2 separate regions of the Homo sapiens genome follow, and region 1 is linked to region 2. Evidence: chromatin contacts called from ENCODE Hi-C or POLR2A ChIA-PET data. All regions are on one chromosome and are shown on one strand. The core of a region is the stretch at or near the end of the contact, and the rest is flanking DNA. Distances in the headings are between cores, read along the strand shown.

The links. A loop is a pair of places that touch in the nucleus more often than their neighbours do. ChIA-PET counts read pairs that join two places held with the same protein, here RNA polymerase II (POLR2A). Pooled maps may share reads with other maps.
Region 1: a pooled map shows a loop between it and region 2 (3-fold over the local background). The contact joins two enhancer-like sites. A Hi-C loop is called at or near these places in 1 of 37 single-sample maps with no recorded cell type and 4 of 50 pooled maps. POLR2A ChIA-PET finds 5 or more read pairs at or near these places in 1 of 52 experiments (GM10248).

What each region holds. Positions count from the first base shown.
Region 1 is chr1:12,446,587-12,450,435 of GRCh38, forward strand. The region is part of intron 65 of VPS13D (vacuolar protein sorting 13 homolog D); the gene reads left to right. Among named protein-coding and RNA genes, the nearest start is that of SNORA59A, 59 kb to the right of the region's middle. Within about 2 kb of position 2,350, at least 17 of the 41 ENCODE cell types and tissues checked have a DNase peak (open chromatin) inside an H3K27ac peak, as active enhancers do.
Region 2 is chr1:12,199,298-12,203,188 of GRCh38, forward strand. It overlaps TNFRSF1B (TNF receptor superfamily member 1B), which reads left to right. Exons shown (of 10, transcript NM_001066.3): 9 at 2,670-2,874. Among named protein-coding and RNA genes, the nearest start is that of MIR4632, 9.5 kb to the left of the region's middle. RefSeq lists enhancers at 2,259-2,793, 2,712-2,761, 2,794-3,327 and a silencer at 2,522-2,720. Within about 2 kb of position 2,619, at least 3 of the 41 ENCODE cell types and tissues checked have a DNase peak (open chromatin) inside an H3K27ac peak, as active enhancers do.

The DNA of each region.
Region 1 (3,849 bases), core at 1,100-3,599, 250 kb after region 2:
TATATTTGTATCTCCATATATGTCCATTACTGGTACATGAAACAGGCCTTTCCAGAGCAGTAGCTTCTTTTGGAGTTAGTTTGCTTGACCAGACCAGCTCTAACTTAGCAAATGTTTTAGCTTTGGTGTTCTACGTCCTTCAGGAAATCATTCTCCTATAAGAAGCTGGGGTGGAAGAGGAGACCTCTCCTCCATAGGCAGCACCTCTTGAAATCACTGGTCCCAATCTCCACCCCAGTCTGGCCTCCATCTTTCTTCCTAGTATAAATGGTACATACTAGTAATGTAAGCTGGTGTGGTGTGATGTGATCCACATAACGGACATGTACCAAGCCTCCTATTTCTTTGGGACCTGTTTCAGATTGTCAGAGTAGTAGCTTTGGGAAAAGAAGTAGATTCTAGGCCACGTGGCCTCCGGAAAGGTCTGGGTGATGGAAGTGGGCCAGGTGTCTGAGTTACGGATATGGATCAAGAAAGAACACTGGAGCCTGACTCCTCTTCCTTGTCCAGATATTTGCATGTAATTTTTCAGAAATTTTTTAATATACTTTTGTCAGCTGCCTTCCTTTGTCAGTTCTGCTACTTGGGAGAGAAAAGAGATATGCCTGATATCTCTGTATAATTTTCACTGGCATTTAGGAAGGAATTTTTCTACGAAGACAATAGCAAAAGTCATGGTTGGGTTACCTCTCTAGGTTACCCAGTATCACACATAGATACTTAGCAGACTTTTGCTGGAAATGCTCATGGTCTTTCCAGCTTTATCTGTAAAATGAGCATAATAATACTACCTCACAGGATTGTTGTGAGGATTAAGCTAGTTAAATATTTCATTGATGAGAGGCCCCAAAGACAGTGGCTGGCACATGACGAACGTTGTTGGCTGATGCTTATGATTCCAGAAGTTCCACTGTGGTCTTCAGTACTTGGAAGTTTGCCCTTACCTACTCTGCCACACACTCATCTAAAACTTAATTTATTTAAAGAAATAGTTGGGAACGGATTTCTTTCTAAAAACCTCAAAAAACTTATTCCAAACCCTTGAAACCTATTTTACTTTTGCCACAAGAAGCTCAGCTTATACTGGTGCCCAGCATCTATGATTATTCTCTCTGATGTCATCAGCCTCCTTTCTTCTAAGCCTTTGGCATTAAAGTGAATATATTTATTCATTTGAAATAAATACAAAGTACTTTGTAAGAATGGAGGTCTTGTGACTAGGAAGGAGATCATCTTGAGCTTCTTTTCTGTTGAGGAATGTTCGGTTTCATTTCTAAAGTTCTGTATTTTGCGATTTTAATTGACATATTTATGCTTTCCTTTGTTCCAGAATGGGCATGAGGTGATTTCCATAGTTTAGGATGAGACATGCAAGATTCAGTGGGGGAGAAAGAGGAGGGAACCGGAGAGCACTCATTGGAAGAAAGGATAGGATTTCCAGTAATAACCCTTTGATTTGTGTTTTTTTCCAAGTGCTTTCGTAACCAAGGTCGCCGTGGGTAACTCCATGGGTGGTGTTCTCCCTGTTTTGTAGATGAAGACACTGATTCTAAAGAGAGTGTGTCTTTTGCTCATGTTCACCCAGCTGATACTAATGACAAGAGTTGGCATCAGGACTCTGCTTTTGAGAGCCTGTGTGTTTTCTTGGAGTTGAAATAAGTTATCTGCCAAATCAGGCTTTATGGTGTGACCGCCATAGAGGGAATTTTTTTTCCTGCATTATAATCTATCTCCTGGTTCAGTACTGAGGCACAAGCTATTTATGCAAAAACCTTGTTAGAATGGCAAAACAGGAGCTCTCATGGGGTGGGAAGGCATATTCCCCATGGCCAGTGCTAACTGTATGGAAACCTGTCTTCAGGCTTCCCTCTGCATGCTTCATGGGGTTTCAGCAACAGACAAGTAGGGGTCTGGCATTTTCAACATAAGCATACCCCCCTTCTGCCAAAAAGTCCTACACTGGGTCCTAGCTGATGAAGAGCTGAAAGGCAGGACACAATTCCATCCACAGCTGGGCTTCAGGATTCATCCTTCCTTCATAATTCTTTATAATCAATGTAGAAAAACTATAGGGAAAATAGGATTTGACTAAGCCCCGACTTCTCTATGTTGAAGATCAGTTGTCTTGATTCTACCTGTGTACATCCTGCTTATTTCTGCGGTTTTTACTTTATAGCATACTCCACCAATCCTTTTTAAGGAAAAAGCAAAATCCTATTATGGGAATGCTTCAAACCACTCTGAGCTTCCAGATTAATCTGAAACAGCATCTGAGTTCACAACTGGGTCAGAGTTGCAGAATAGCAAGAGAAACTTGCCAGTTCAGCAGGCGTGTGTCTTGGGTTAGTTAAGACAGCAGGACAGTCCTGAGGCCTGACTTCCTTGCATGTGTTTCAACCTTGGGTGCTGAGATAATTCTGGGTGGCTTTAGATAACTTTGTTTCTTAACTGAAAAAGGAGTGTCTGTTGCCTGATAAGTGTTTATCCGTGAAATAGCAACATGGTGTGCATCTTAGGGTAGGAGGGCTTTTAGATCTCCAGAGACCAGGAAAAAAAAAAAAGCAAGGTCATTGGCTTAGGCATATTACTGGAATTAGGATGTCAGTCCCAACTTTAAAATGCCTGTATTGTTTTTATTCAGGGTCCCCTTTCTGGATTCCTCCCCTTTTTTTCTCTTTGCCTTAAGGGCTATACATAATCCATAACCAAGTAGAACTGAAAACAGACAAAAGCACTCCTCTTCTAGTGGATAGAAATCTGGAATCCAGAAATGCTTCCTTCTTGCCAAACCTCAACTTGTTCCGTGCCTTTTTTTTTTTTTTAAATGCCTCTTCCCAGCCTCCCCACCCTTTCGTGATTTGGCTGAGTGAGGACTAGCTGTTTGGTTTGCCTTTTATCAACAATAGATATTCACTGCTTTTCAGGTCACATTTTCCTTTAACTCTTCTCTGTTTATGAGTATCACAAAAGGGTTCTTCAACATCAAGGCAAAACTCACACTCAGAATACTTTTTAACTGTGGATATTTTGACAGTATGAAACGGAAGTCAGTGGTGAAGACTTTCGTTTTGAAGTGACTTAGGTCTTACATGACTCAAAGATGGTTTTCCTAGTAGTATACCAGCAGAGTTGAAAATGACTCTGAAATTGAAAGTCCCATACTACTTCTAAGAAACTTGTAAAAAGTGTTGGCCAAATGCTACACCAAACATTTTGCATTAATTATTCTCTTAACTCTTCAAAACAGTCCTTTGCAGGCCAGGCTCGGTGGCTTATGCCTGTAATCCTAGCACCTCGTGGGGCCGAGGTAGGCAGATCACATGAAGCCAGGAGTTCAAGACCAACCTGGCCAACACGGTGAGACCCTGTCTCTACTAAAAATACAAAAATTAGCCAGGCGTGGTGGCACACAACTGTAATCCCTGCTACGGGAGGCTGAGGCATGAGAACCGCTTGAACCCAGGAGGTGGAGGTTGCAGTGAGCTGTGATCGCACCACTGCACTCCAGCCTGGGTAACAGACTGAGACTCAGCCAGCAAAAAAAAAGAGCAATCCCTTACAGTAGAAAGTATGTGATTTTAGCAGATGGATAAACTGAGGTTCAGAGAAATTAAGCCTCTTCCACCAGCATGCGTGTTTGGTAACTGTCAGGGTAAGATTTGATTCCTTTGCTCCTGCTTGTTTGACTACATCGTGGCAACTCCCACAAAGTTCATGGCAGCCTTACTTAGAGGCACAATAGATAGTTGGGTTTTCCAAATTTATGAGTTCAGACATAGCTTATTGCAGACAATGCTGATTAGAATTAGAGCTGTGCTGGTAGCTGAGGTTTGCAGCTGTACAACCTTG
Region 2 (3,891 bases), core at 1,369-3,868:
GACCAGGGTCAGACCACCTGGGCGGAGGTTCAGCATGAACTTGCAATGCCCTCCATCTCTCCAAAACTGGGGGACCCAGCCCAGGGAGGGTGTGGGGGTTCCTGGGGAAGCTGGTCTAGGCTTCTGCTCCTGCCACGGACCAGCTGTGTGATGCTGGGCACAGGATGCACTTTCTCTGGGCCTCCGTGGCCTCTTGGGGATGGCTTGCACGAGATCCCTCCAGTCCTGAGTGAGAGGCTGTGGCCTTGGGGAATTAAGGGTGCAGGTGGCGCTCAGGTGTCCGAGAAGCCATGGGAGCCGGGGGCTGCAGGGATTGGACAGAGAGGACCCTGGTACTCGCATCTGTTCTCAGACCACATCTGGAATTGTAGCTCCCTCTGGAGGGAGGCAGGAGGTCTCAGCCTTTCTTGGGGGGCGGTGGCACCTGCGCTGCTCGCTCCACCCCTGCTCTCACCTCCCGCTGCAGTGCTGGCGAGCCCCATCAGCCCTTCACTCATCTCTACCCTCCTTCTTTCTGCCTGGGACACTTGTTTTCATCCTGGGCAGGCCAGGGGCCAGGGCAGCTGTTGGGAATGTGGCCTGTGCCATCTCCTTTTTTGCTGGGATCAGAAAACAATCGCTTAGAATTCCAAGGCAAGGGTGTGAGCGCCTGGCCAGCCAGTGGGAACAGACAACAGCCTGGGAGAGGAATTTCCAGCCTCTCTTCAGTGTGCGTGTCTGGAAATGGGGACCTTGCCTTGAGCCTCCAGAGTTGAAACCCCAGACACCCAGGAAAGGCCCTTTGGGATTTAGCCCAGCCACAGTATGTCCTAACCGTGACCTTGGGCAAGTAACTCAATCTCTCCGTGCCTCAGTTTCCACAAAGCAAGGATAACACTGGGTTGTTGGAAGAATCAATATAGATATTGTCTGGAGGGATGTAGGTACAGTGCATGGCATTGGGTGGCACTCAAATGTCAGCTAATAATATTATTATTATTCTACGGGAAGAAGACATCAGGGGAAGTTGCAGAGCAGCCTGTGGGCGGACTCTGGAACAAGAGGCTGAGGCAGTGCAGCAGAGGGTCTCAGACGTGAGCGCTCTCTGCCCCGGAATGATTGACTGAGCGCAAAGGTCTGCACGCTTTCTCTGTAAAGGGCCAGATGGTAGGAATTTCAGGCTTTGTGGACTGTATGGTCTCAGTGACAGCTACTCAAACCTGCCTCTGTAGCAAGAAAGCAGCTACATGCATAGACAGCACACACCCAACTGAGAGTGGTGTGTTCCTATCTAATTGTGCTACTGGACACCCAAACTTGAGCTTCCCACCATTCCATGTGCCGCAAATTATTCTTTTTTTTTGAGATGGAGTTTCACTCTTGTTGCCCAGCCTGGAGTGCAGTGGCTCGATCTCGCCTCACCACAACCTCTGCCTCCCAGGTTCAAGCGATTCTCCTGCCTCAGCCTCCTGAGTAGCTGGGATTACAGGCATGAGCCACCACGCCAGCTAATTTTGTATTTTTAGTAGAGACGGGGTTTTGCCATGTTGGTCAGGCTGGTCCCCAACTCCCTTCCTCAGGTGATCCGCCTGCCTCAGCCTCCCAAAGTGTTGGGATTACAGGCATGAGCCACCAAGCCTGGCCACAAATTATTCTTAAACATTTTTTTTTCAACCATTTAAAACATGAAAACCAGTGGGGTGTGGTGGTGCACGCCTGGTATCCCAGCACTTTGGGAGGCCAGGGTAGGAGGATGGCTTGAGCCCAGGAGTACAAGACCAGCCTGGGTAACATAGCACAACCCTGTCTCTACAAACAATCGACAACAAAAAAATTAGCCAGGAGCAGTGACACGTGCCTGTGGTCTCAGCTACTCAGGAGGTTGAGGCAGGAGGATCACTTGAGCCTGGAAAATCGAGGGCTATAGTCAGCTATGATTGTGCCACTCCACTCCTGCCTGAGCAACAGGGTGAGACCCTGTCTCAAAAAAAAAAAAAAAAAAAAAAAGTGAAAACCATTCTTAGTGGCAGGCTGTACTGGGCCTCTGGGCAATCATTTGCCTAGTTCTGATTTAACAAACTCTTGTATGGAGTTTACTATGTAATAGGCATTGTTTTAAGCACTTTACAAATATTCAGCCATCTAATCTTCACAACAACCCTATGAGGTAGGCTATTATTCTCCCTTTATAGAGTAAAAAAAAAAAAAAAGGCACAGAGAGGTTAAGTAACTTGTCCAAGGTCACACAGCAAGTGAGTGGTAGAGTCATGATTTGCACTTGTGTGGCCTGGGTTTAGAGTCCACACTCTTGGTTGCTAGGCTGGGCCATGTCTCCCTGTGCAGATGGGGTGAAGGAAAGCTGCTTTCCTTCTACTCCCTTATGCAAAATAAGGATGAAAATCCTGCCCCACCTCTAAGACTATTTGGTGAACAGGGCCAGGTATTCTCTGCCCTCATAGGACACTCTAGTAGAGCAGCTGGGTGCTAATAACAGAAACACAGAAACCACGGAGAATCACACCTCCCAAAAAGTGCCGTGTGTGGAAAGAACGTGCAAGGGTGGGCAGAAACGTCACGTAAACTGAGAAGTGCTGATGGCAGGAGGTGTGGATGGCAGTGGGAAGGAAGAGGGGAAGAAAGAGCTGGCTGGTGGGCTGACTGCTCTCCCCTACCACCCCCTGCCCATCCAGCCTCACTTGCCTGCCGATAAGGCCCGGGGTACACAGGGCCCCGAGCAGCAGCACCTGCTGATCACAGCGCCGAGCTCCAGCAGCAGCTCCCTGGAGAGCTCGGCCAGTGCGTTGGACAGAAGGGCGCCCACTCGGAACCAGCCACAGGCACCAGGCGTGGAGGCCAGTGGGGCCGGGGAGGCCCGGGCCAGCACCGGGAGCTCAGGTAAGAGGTGGGAGCACACCTGGCTTCTTCCCAAGCCTCCTTGGTCTTTCTCACCTGGTTTCTGTCTTAGCCATCTCCTCCTGAGCCTCCCCGCAGGGTGGGACGAGGCCTGAGCCACAGGGAACTTCCTTCGGTTCGCTGAACCTAAGTTCCCTCCCGCCTTTGCCCATGCTGGGCCTATCACCTCAAAATCCTCCCTTCTGTGGGACAACCCCAGCTTGTCCAAGTCCCTGGTATCTGGGGGAGGAGTTTTCCTGAAACCTTCTCCCTGCTACCACCCCCAGCTGGCCTGGCTGCTCCTCCGGGCTCACCATGCCCTGGCCTCCCTTTCACAGGACTGTCAGACTGCATGTACAGACATTGTCTTCTCCTGTCTCCCACGCCAGGCTGTGGGACACCTGGTGAGCCTGGATCATCTCATTCATCCCTGTATCTGCAGGCCCAACACGGCCCAGCTACTGATAATTAATCATAACAATCGCTTCTACTTATGGAAGGCTACGGAACAGCAGGCACTGTACTGGGCACTTTACATGCATAAAACTGACCTGCATGTCAATGCTAAGAGATAGTTCCTGTTGTTATCCCATTTTACAGATGAGGAAACTGAGCCCCAGAGAGGTTAAACAGCTTCTTCAAGGGCACATGGCTAGTAAACAGAAGAGCCAGACTCACCCCTAGGCTGTCGGGCTCCAGAGCCCTGGGATTGGAAGATGAATGAAGAAATGGTGGCTCCAGGGCTCCACTCACTGCAGTTTGTTGCTGGGTCTCTTTAGGTCTGAGGCACTGGGACTGTGGGGATTGTGTCCCATTTATGCAGGCTGCATTGTGCCCTGGACCTGGTCTATGACAGATGTCACTCCTGGTTGGCATCTCTAGGGCCCACACTGGAGGGGCCCCTGTACAGGGTCTGCTGGCCTGTGCCTCTCTCCCTCTTACCTGGCAGTGCCAGCCAGTGAGAATTCAGGGAATGACCATGAACTTGGGTCAGTCTGAGATCCTTGCCTGGCCACTCTG